2 separate regions of the Homo sapiens genome follow, and region 2 is linked to region 1. Evidence: read pairs that join two places in POLR2A ChIA-PET (ENCODE). Cell type or tissue: Panc1. All regions are shown on one strand. Each heading gives the region's core, and the rest is flanking DNA. Links, peaks and the distances in the headings are about the cores only. Region 1 overlaps CLYBL (citramalyl-CoA lyase). Region 2 overlaps ZIC5 (Zic family zinc finger 5).

Region 1 (5,382 bases), core at 262-5,261:
AGCTTTATTCATTGTGGATCACACAGCTAGGAAAAGGCATTCCTGGATTCAAAGTCAGGTGTAATGGAGCCCAAAGTCCACATCCCTAACCTCTGCATGAAGCTGCTTCTAAGGGAAACCCCCAGAAAAGCCAGATCCTTTCTCTCCAGGGAGCTTCATTCCCCTTCATTGCAGCCACAGGCTACTGAGAGCCACAGCAGGCTGTGCCCATCCTGGAAAGTGTCCTGTTTCTGTGTGGAGAAGATGATCCCCCATGCCTGCTCAGACCATCACTGACCTGGCAGGTGGAGCTGCCCCAGGAACACAAGAGGCCTCCCTTCCGTGCCCCTCATGGCCCTGGCCTCTGAGTGACAGCCAGAGAGCTACAGGGGAAGGGACGGGAGGGATAAAGAGGAGCTTCTTCAGGCTTCTGCACCTTTCAGAGCTTGGAAAATGAATCCACTAACTGCCCAGGGTGCAGAATCCTCCCAACCTCCTGCACGACCCCCAAACTCAGCACCCTCTCTGAACCTGGGCTTTCCGGGGCCTTCCCCAGCTGCTCAGCATGCTGCTCCCGTCTGGCTTTTCACTGTGCTTCCCAGTCAGGTGCAACATGAATGCCACCCCATCCCACCCCAAACCCGATATTCCCACTGTTACATTCTTATGAATTATTTAAAGGGCTTCTCCATCAAAGGCCATGGAGTGTCTTCCGTCTGAATTCCATGATAGGTAACCATAGATTAGCACAATGTGAATTGGTGTCTGTGTTGAATGACTTCGGTTGAACTTTCAGAAATTTCATGTAGAGATACATTAGCATCCGTAAATTATCTGGCAATAGGAACGAATGGCTGCTGAATTTCAATTCAAAATATTATTAAAATACCGATGAAATTATCACTACAATTTAAAGTGTAAAAAGATGAAAAACACGTTCTATACTTTCTAAGTCTCCAGTCATATTCTTTTACTATCTTCCTGACAGTTGTTTATTTATTTAATTATTGAGACAGGGTCTCACTCTGTTGCTGGAGTGCAGTGGCATGATCATGGCTCACTTCAGCCTCGACCTCCTGGGCTCAAGTGATCCTTCCACCTCAGCCTCCCGAGTAGCTGGGACCACAGGTGCGTGTCACCACATCCAGTTAATTTTTTTTTTTTTTTTTGGAAAAGACAGAGTCTCACTATGTTGCCCAAGCTGGTCTCGAACTCCTGGGCTTAGGCGATCCTCCCGTCTTGGTCTCCCAAAGTGATTACAAGCGTTGAGCCACTGTGCCCAGCCTTCATTACAATTTTTAAAGATGTTTATCCATAAAACAAAGGGTTACTGATATTCAGATGTTATACAAGGACCAAATATCACTGCCTTCAATCCTCCTAACAACTGCTTTAGGTGTTTTTAAGACTTAAAATGTCACTCATATATTGTATTATTGAATTCTAGTATTTCTGGTATTGTAATAAATTATAGTAAGAACTTTCAAATGGAAGCCCAGGATGAAAAATGTTATAGTTTACTTTTGCCCAAATTCTCTTGTTAAAATTGCAGTTTCACGTATTTGCTTATCTGCACATTATCTGTATGTATTTTTAGCCTCATCTTATGTAATAATATTTCTGAAATAGTTTAGATATGCTATTTTTATAAATTACATTAAATATAATTTAAAATACATAGTATATACAAAATAAATATGTAGCTGTATTAGAACTTTATAATTATCCCAAATACCAGTTATCAGCCATACTTTGGGTTACAATGATTAATAAGAAGAATTTGAGATTTGGGGTAAAAAGCCTTAGATTCTAGTCTCGTCCTCTTAAGTTCCTTTATAAGATTAACTAGTACTGAACCCCATTGTTTGCACCTGTAAAACTAAATAATCATGCCTTCTGTACTATAGGTGAGAAAATGTCTTTGAAAATGTTTTGGGCCAGGCGCGGTGGCTCACAGCTATAATCTCAGCACTTTGGGAGGCCGCAGCAGGTGAATCACTTGAGATCAGGAGATCAAGACCAATCTGGACAACAGGGCAAAACCCCATCTCTACTAAAAATACAAAAAGTTAGCCAGGCTTGGTGGGGCATGCCTGTAGTCCCAGCTAGTCAGCTAGTGGGGAGGCTGAGGTGGGAGGACCACCTGAGCCCGGGAAGTCAAGGCTACGATGAGCTGTGATCGTGCCATTGCACTCCAGCCTGGGAGACGGGAGTGAGACCCTGTCTCAAAAAAAAAAAGAATATTTTGTAATAGTATAAAGTACTATCACATGAAACCTCTTTTTTGGGTAATGGGTCTTCCTAATAGAATTACCCTCCTCCAATTTTCAGTTTGGAAACTAATATTCCAGGGCTTACTGAGGGTATAGTTAACTAGAGTAGAGGTTATAGTTGCCAAGACAATCTTCCTATTTCCTCCTCAAGGAAACTGACATCCTTTCCCCTAGATCTACCCTTCCCCTGGCGCCCAGAAAGCTGTGCCAGACAATCCATCCATGCTGTCCCACTCGGAAGTAGGGCTGGGCCGGGCCAGGCCAGGCCAGCCCAGCCCAGCTCTTAGCTTCCCCATCGTTGGATCCTCGGACCACCTCTGGACAGAGGAAAAACACCCAGAGTGAAGAAAAGGAAACAGGTGGTTCAACTTCCTCTGCTTAGGGTCCAGGAAGGAGCAAACGTGGGCCCATCAGTGCATGTAGCAAGAACAGGAACCCCACCGGGTTTCAGTCCAGCTTCGTCTAATAGAGACTGTCTTTATGTGCTTTGTCATAAGAAAAGTCAAGCAGCTAATAAATAGCAGAACCGACCGGGCGCAGTGGCTTACCCCTGTAATCCCAGCACTTTGGGAGGCCGAGGCGGGTGGATCATGAGGTCAGGAGTTGAAGACCAGCCTGGCCAACATGGTGAAACCCCATCTCTACTAAAAATACAAAAATTAGCTGGGTGTGGTGGCGAGCGCCTGAAATCCCAGCTACTCAGGAGGCTGAGGCAGGAGAATCGTTTGAACCAGGGAGGCAGAGGTTCCAATGAGCCGAGATCATGCCATTGCACTCCAGCCTGGGCAACAGGGCTAGACTCCATCTCAAAAAAAAAAAAAAAATAGCAGAACCAATATTTTAAAATGTCATCTCTCTTCCAGATTGCTTTAATTTAGGCTGGAGTAGGCTGCGTGTCCTCAGGCTCTAGGAGACAGCTTTTGAGCCATAGACAGAGCCACAGAAAGATCCAGTGTCTCCTACCACACCCCTTAGTTTTGTGTGTCTGTTATGTCACTGGTGACCAGAGACACAAGGCTCCTGCAGAGCAAAGAAAACCGACTCCATGCACACTTCTCTGTGTCCCCTTCCAGTCCCCACGCCCCTCTCCTGTCTCCTGGCATCCCTGACCTTCTAAAGCTGACTTTTAAATACCTGTTCCTTGAAGCCCTTCCCTGGCCAAACCAGCACCATTGTGATAGCTCCTTCTCTCTGCAGCTCCTTGGCCCTGAAGCACCACAAACATCATAAACTCACTTGCCCTTTAACTGTTAAGTCATTTGCATGAGTTAACTTGAGCCCAAGCCAACATGAAAATTCTTTTTGTGAAAAGGTCTCACTCTGTCACCCAGGCTGGAGTGCAGTGGTGTGATCACAGCTCACTGCAGCCTTGACCAGGCTCAAGCGATCTTCCCCACTCAGCCCAAGAGTGCTGGGATTACACTACCACACTGGCCCCGACATTACCAGTTTTGAAGTCAGCCATGGTGTCCTACCAGAGGCTCAGCAAGTGTTGGCCAACTGACCAGTGAATATTACCAGATCAGGGGCACAGAGAGACATGTGCAGATAAAGGAGAGGAAAAGGGTGAGCTCAGAGCTGGAAAGCTTTGTGGAGACCTGGGGTGATTCTGTCTTCTCCTATCACTGTCCCCTCGATCACCCAGCTCACGCCCCAGAGAGAGCCATCATGTGCCCTGGTCTGTCTTCCTTCCCTCCTCCTGACCCTTTCCCCTGCTTAGCTGCTCCTCACCCTTCACATGTCAGTTTAAACATCACGTCCCACAGGATGCCCCACCTGATCAGGTTAGGTCCCCTATCAGTTACTCTTCAACTCCCCTGTGCCTTGCTTTTGGAGCAAACGTTCTAGTTCTTAAGTAATAGTCATTTCTATCACTGTCTATTTAATGTCCTTCCCGCCATTAGACTGGAAGCCCTGTGAGGTCAGGGACCACATCTGCCTTGTTGCCTGCTGTCGTAAGTCCCTGGGCCTGTGGCACGCCAGGTATGCAGTAGGCTCTGCATCCATGTCAATGCAGGGAGCTGATAGGCACAGGTGTGGGCCAGGGCATCCTGCAGAGTTTGATGGGGTGGGAGGCAGAGCCCCATATCCCTGAGACCAGCTGGGATGAAGCCTCACTGCACATTCCAGGTGACTTAAAGATTCAGCAGGGATGTGTGACAGCAAAGCTTTGCCCAGACAACTACAGTCCCTTCCCTAAGGTCCCAAATTAAAGAAAAAGAGTGACCCAAATCACCAACTACCGAACTTGTGTCCTTCTATTCAGGTAGGTCGGTATTGCTGCTCTTGGCTTTGCATTCAGCCTTTTCCATCATCACCAGGTCAGCGGTCACAGAGCATCTCCCGTGTACCTGGCAGGTACTGGGTGCTGGGTGCCAGGTCCTGGGAGTCAAAGGTACGTGAGGCCTGGCGCCTCCCCACAGGGGCCTCACAGTGTTGTGAAAGACAGCAATGTAAACAAATACTCTCACTAGATGGGAACACAGGCTATACAGAGAGCTGTACAGGGAAAGGGTGGAGAGGGATTTGCTCTACCAAGGAGGCCTCAAAACACTTCACAGAGGTGACACCTTGACATCTGGAAGCATCAGGAGGAGTTTGCCAGACAGGGAAAGGGCCTTCAGAGAGAGAACAGGGCATGCGGCAGAGCTGCAGCGTGGTGTGTGTTGGGGTACAGGCCTCAGGGGACTGGCAGGAGATGAGGCTGAGGGGGGAGGGTCCCATCATGGGCAGGCTTGGGTCTCCACTGAAGATATTGCACTTAATTCTGCAAGTCCAAAGAAAACCATGGCAGGGTTAAAGCAAGTGGATGATTCCATCAGATCTGTTTTAGAAAGATAACAGCACGCTCCCAACTAGAAAAGTGCCACTCCCTATAAACATCCTGGCACCATGTCCCTGAGAGCTCCAGGAGCCAGCTTTGGAGCCGGGAAGCCTCACTGAGCTGAGGGTGCCTGGCACCCAAACGGACATCCTTAAAATGAATGTCACAACAAAACTGAGAGGGAACCAAGGGCACACGAGGGCCTTTCTAAGGACTCTCCAAGTGGGAGAAGTTGCAAAATAGGAAAGAAGAATGAAACAGTGCCCATGAGAGTGTCTCCGGGAGCATCATCTTCCGCCTTTCCTG
Region 2 (5,382 bases), core at 248-5,247, 81 kb after region 1:
TAACACACCATGAAGATTGTCCGAGCGCCAAGCCTTCCGTTCTGGACTAAATTACTTTGAAGTGGCGCAGTACGAGCAGTGGTCAATTTTAACTCTATAGACTGGACAGAGAATGCTGGGAGTGGGAGATTGTGCGTTTTAAAGCAGAAAATAAGAAGGGGAAACTTGTTTTATACACTCTATACAAGGTTCTGCTCATTGTCAGATATCTTTTATCTTTTATATTTCCCATGAATGATTCATGTCTTGGTGGCTTTGTGTCACCCTTCTTTTCACAAGAAACTTCATTAGAGAGCTATAAGTTTTCCCATTGATTGGGGCCCTCATTTATGAGTGTTTTTCTCCTTCGTGTGCTGGTTATTGTCATCTGAGTTAAAACAACTCTTTGCAACCTGTTTCACCTTTACTACATTTAACAAACCTGACTTTTAAAAGCCACTATAACCTTTCAGAGAAATGCTTATTGACATTACTAGCAGTTGCTTTTAACTATCTGACTTTTATCAGTTTTGTATCTGCTAACAAAAACACAAGCAAACATCCAGCCTTGTAAATGTGCATAGCCAAACACCTGCATTTAAGCCACTTGAATATTTTGCTGCCATGCAAGAATCTAATTGTTCAACACACCTGGCCCAAAATGCTGAGCTTAAATTACCAATAGCCACTCAACTTCCAGAACAAACTACAGTAAAATTGCATCTTGATCTCCCACGCCATAAGAGGCATTTGATGCCCACTACTCAATTTCATTCAATACCTATCTCAGCCCCTGACTGATTTTGCTTTCACCTTCTTTTTGTCTAGAAGCCTCACCGTCCCTTCCTCCACATTTTCTTTATTCTTTTTTTTCCTTTTGGAGGCTGGGCACCAAAGAAATGCTAAAATTCACTTTTTGGCTTTTCACTGATTAGAATCAATCAGGATATTACTTATTTTAACAAATAAATGCAGTAACCCAAAAGATTTATGCTACTGTAAGTATAACCTGCAAGGCTTAGTCTTCATAAATATCTGTGTTTCCTAGATAAGCTTGTAAGTTGTTAAGTTAAACCAGGCTGCAAAAATATTGTATTGCTTGGGGAGAGGCTGAGAAATCAAGAGACCAAGGGAAGACATTCACTCCATTAGCAACCTGTTCTATTTGTATGAGAGATATGCCATTATGTAAAACATAAGCAATAATAACAAGAATACCTTTATTAAATTTGTTACTTCATAATCATTCTTGCTTGCTCTCTATTGGAGGTACACATTTTTTTTTATTTTAGGTGTATCAAGAACCAATAAATCTGTGGCAAAGAGTTAACCTATGCATGGTAAAATACATAAAATACATATTCCTTTGTTTCATAATAAATAAACCTGTAGCATAATAAAGAATAGTGCAAACTACCATTGAAAAAGTTGTATAAATAAAACAACTCATTATACATCAGGAATATTTTGTTCTAATAAGTTTACGATACATAAATTATCCCCCCAAAAGTTCATACCTTTTCTATTTGAAAGGGCTTTGAAAGTGAATAATATGAAAATCAAATAAACTTTTAAAATGTAAAATTATCTCATATTCAAGTTTTAAGGTCTTTTTCTTTATAAAGGAGGGTCTGCATGTTTCATATTCATCACAACAATCTGAAGACAACATTGAAAGGCTTTCCAAGTGACAGCACCATGCACTGTACTAGTAATATAATATATCTATAAACTATATATAATCTTATCAACACAATGCAAAAAAGACATGCAGGAAGAGTCTTGGTTTTCACATTACGTTGTTCATTCAAGTAAGCTTAAAAATATATTTTTCCATTTTCTTTCCTTTTTTTTTTAAATAAACCATGGATCATAAATGACAATCTTTCACCAAAATGTATAATATAATTCTTTGGTGTGCTTTGAACTCTTCCAGGAAAGAAAAAAAAAAAGGATGATGTCTGAAAATAAATTAATTCAACTGTACAAATAATAGTGTTCACATACAAGTTATTAACAATGACAAGACTACATCAACCACTCACAGCACACAAAACAAATTTCTACAAACCCTGGGGAGGGGGTGTCTTCGGGGTCTCTAAGGATAAATTAGTGCTCTTTAGTGTATCTGTAGGATGTTTCTGATGGACTACATTTTGCACAGGAGATGTGTTGTACCAACCGAAAATAAATCGACTAAGAGTTATTGTCCTAGGTCCTTGACCTTTTTTATCCTAGCTTGACAGCTCTGGCAAAGGTCACACATTCATCAGTGTTTGGTGGTAACTATAAACCTTTTAAAAATTTTTAATATGTATGGCAACTCCCTCCCCTCTTTTAATGTAAATCATACACTTCACACACTGTCATTTTCAAATGGATTCCAGTTTGGTGTGCTCAGTGCTCAGGTGGAAGAAAATGCATTAAAATGCAGTTTCAGGCATTGAAAAATAGACTTTTTAAAAGGCTGATACAACAGTATAAAAGAGGTGTTGGCCTGTTTTAAAAACAACAGCTTTCCAAAAAAATAGGCATGATGCCATCATCACACCTCCTCAAGACTTGACTGTGAATGTTGGCATCCCAAAGAACTTAGGATCGAAAACAGAATCTCTTTATTACACAAGAAGTTTGGACACAGTTAGGAGGCAGTATCTGAGAATTCAGATAAAAAAAAAAAAACATATAGGAAAAAGAAAGCACTTGAATTTCTTCTATTTTATAAAATATCACAGTTTCACAGTTGTCTTTTGCAGCAGCTTTTCTTCTCTCCACTTTTGCTTGAACAATCACAGTAGCACAAGATATGGAGATATATTAAGGTTGCTGCATCTTTTTTTAAAATCACACAGTAGGATACTGAAGAAATAATCCTGTATAAAAATATTGTATTAAGCTAAGATCAGTAATAAAAGAGTGGAAATTAAAAATTACAAATATTAAACTCAAAGGGTTTTTACAAATGTTTTTGGACACAGGTACGGAACAGGATCTGTTGGCAATGCAGCAGGTGTGTGGTTTACAATCAAGAGGCCTTGGCAGAATTAGGGTCCAACAAGGAGGCTCAAAAGCAGCCCATGGTATGGTGTCAAAGGCATTTGAGAGGCACTCTGGGAAATGCAGAGGGCCTTGGTGCTGTGTTAAGTTCTGACTTAATGCTCTTTTTCTCCCCCTTTTAAAAAAAATAATATATATATATATGTATATATATATATATATATATATTGCATCGGCAGTGTGTATCGCCATTAACTAATCTCTCCATTCATTTTCCTTGGTACAATTTGCCCCCAGCCCCATCCTCCTGCAATGTACAAGTCCAGCTTGGTTGTTTTTTGTTTGTTTTTTAAGAAAAAAAAAAAAAAAAGCCCAAATATCTTAATTAAATTAATTAAATGTACAAACACCATAGGGTTTCATACTGAATAAATAGGGCTAATTAGACCCGGTGGCAAGTCTGAGTCACGGGTTTGTCTCAGGCTCGGCATTGTCTCAGGTTAGGATGTGGTCCAAGGACTCCCACTTATTATTTCACTTATTATTATTAATAATAAATTCTAATGTATCGTCCGCACAACTTCAGGGTTCCCGTAAATTTCCTCATCTTCAGTCTCAGAGGTGGTTCCGTTGCTGGAAGGGGTGTGGAGGTGGCTGGGGGCCCCACTGGCCTGGCAAACGTACCACTCATTGAGGTTGGTCACCTGAGGGGACAGAGTGCTGGAGTGACTCCTGGCTGGGTCCAGCACAGGGGACAAGGGGGCGCCCACTGGAGTCCCCACTGATGAGTAACCAAGGGGTCCTGGAGAAGGTGGCGGGGACTTGCAGTGAATCTTCATGTGCTTCCTCAGGGAGCTTGGGTGAGTGTAGGATTTGTCACAGCCTCGAATCTTGCAGTAGTAGGGCTTGTCACTGGTGTGGACATGGGAATGTTTCTTCCGATCACTGCTATTGGCAAACTTCCTGTCACAGCCATCAAATTCACATTTGAAAGGCTTTTCCCCTGCAAGGAAACACAGGAAAGGTCAACAATGGCTTTCCAAGACCCCTCTCTTGACAGAAATCTTGAAGCAGAACCAAGGTTGTGTTTTTCCTATTCTCCCAGAGACCAACTCCCAGCCTAATTCTTCTTCCTAATTCACAAAAGGGAAGGGATGCTTCAGGGATGGGCCTGGATTCTGCTGACCTGGTGGCTTTGCCTGGACCTGGGCTCCTGAGAGGCTGTCAGGCCCTGCAGTCCCAGAGGGATCAGGGTGAGATCCCTAGTGCTGAGCTAAGGGCCAGAATGTAACACTGAAACCCACCTGGGACCCGCAGACCCCCTCCCCCGACAGACACACTCCCCTCAGGGTCTGTACACTCAAAAACACAAGCAGGAGATCCTCCTGTCAAAATAAACACAAAATGATACTTCCAAAGCCACAGGCGGAAGTAAGCGTATAAGAAAAAGAGAAAAAAGCAAACACATACACTAAATTAAAAGTAAACTGGGGGGTACAGTCAAATTATAATAATGGCATTTCCTTTCAGTGTTCTCCAGGATTTCATTGAAGGAGAGGGGCATCAGGAGAGAACGTGGAGATGGGAAAGGGAAAGAGGTAAAACAAAACAATGTTTTTCTTTAGAAATAGAGGCACCTGTGAAACATACTCCCACCACTCGATTTTTACAGGGCTAGCTGGGCAGAGAACAGGCTGTTGACCTCTGCATTCTACAGCTTTCCTCACTACTTGCAGGGCAGTTAAGAGCACAGCAGATCGAGCTTTAACATACATTAATAAAGACCACAAGCCTTAGCAGAACCTACCTTTACTTTATGCCATAAGTATACTTACTCTCACAGCTCCCTACATTGCTTACTAGTCAAAAAGACCTTAAAAAAATTTAAAAAGGCCAGGGTCTTTTGGCTGTCACCTCCTTAAGCTGGCCTAACCACCCCACAAACACGCCTTTAAACACAAGGCCTCTAGTCCAGGAAATGGAAATACTTAATAAGACAACTAGAGAAATTCAGCCACACTACATTTTGGTGTTAAACAGCAAGAAAAGGAAGACAGCAGGTAACAGTCTAACTGAATTTTCCCTCTCCCCTTGGTATCTCTGAACTTGATAGAGTTGAGTCCATAATTAAACAAGTCATTTCATACATATTATTGAATTAATATTTTCCTCTTTTAGGTAAATAATTTAAAAATAAAGTTGAATTTCTCATATTTCAGCAGCTACTCTGGTGATACACTAGGTATGACATTTTCTTTTGTTTTGGATAACTTGTTTTCAAAAACAAACTGTTAAGCCTCAGCTTAGTGTACATACATTTCTGTGGTGACTTTTCTTACACCCTCTGCAGATATTTTACTGTAGTGAGTTTTTAAAAAATATTTCGCCAACGATAACTGCTTCCAT

Evidence for each region. ChIA-PET counts read pairs that join two places held together with the same protein. Peaks named below come from ENCODE experiments on the same cell type or tissue, not always from the same donor. Only the 100,000 strongest peaks of a DNase experiment are listed, where the experiment ranks them.
Region 2: POLR2A ChIA-PET joins it to region 1 with 8 read pairs; 2 of 35 experiments call an interaction of 5 or more read pairs at or near these places.

The regions. Positions count from the first base shown.
Region 1 is chr13:99,880,459-99,885,840 of GRCh38, forward strand. All of the region lies in intron 7 of CLYBL (citramalyl-CoA lyase), which reads left to right. All of the region lies in intron 1 of CLYBL-AS3 (CLYBL antisense RNA 3), which reads right to left. Among named protein-coding and RNA genes, the nearest start is that of CLYBL-AS3, 74 kb to the right of the region's middle. In Panc1, for the core only: no CTCF peak of the experiment used is centred there; no DNase peak of the experiment used is centred there.
Region 2 is chr13:99,961,841-99,967,222 of GRCh38, forward strand. It overlaps ZIC5 (Zic family zinc finger 5), which reads right to left. Exons shown (of 2, transcript NM_033132.5): 2 at 1,124-3,979. The coding sequence ends at 3,537. Among named protein-coding and RNA genes, the nearest start is that of ZIC5, 7.2 kb to the right of the region's middle. In Panc1, for the core only: no CTCF peak of the experiment used is centred there; no DNase peak of the experiment used is centred there; H3K27ac peaks cover 1,180 bases.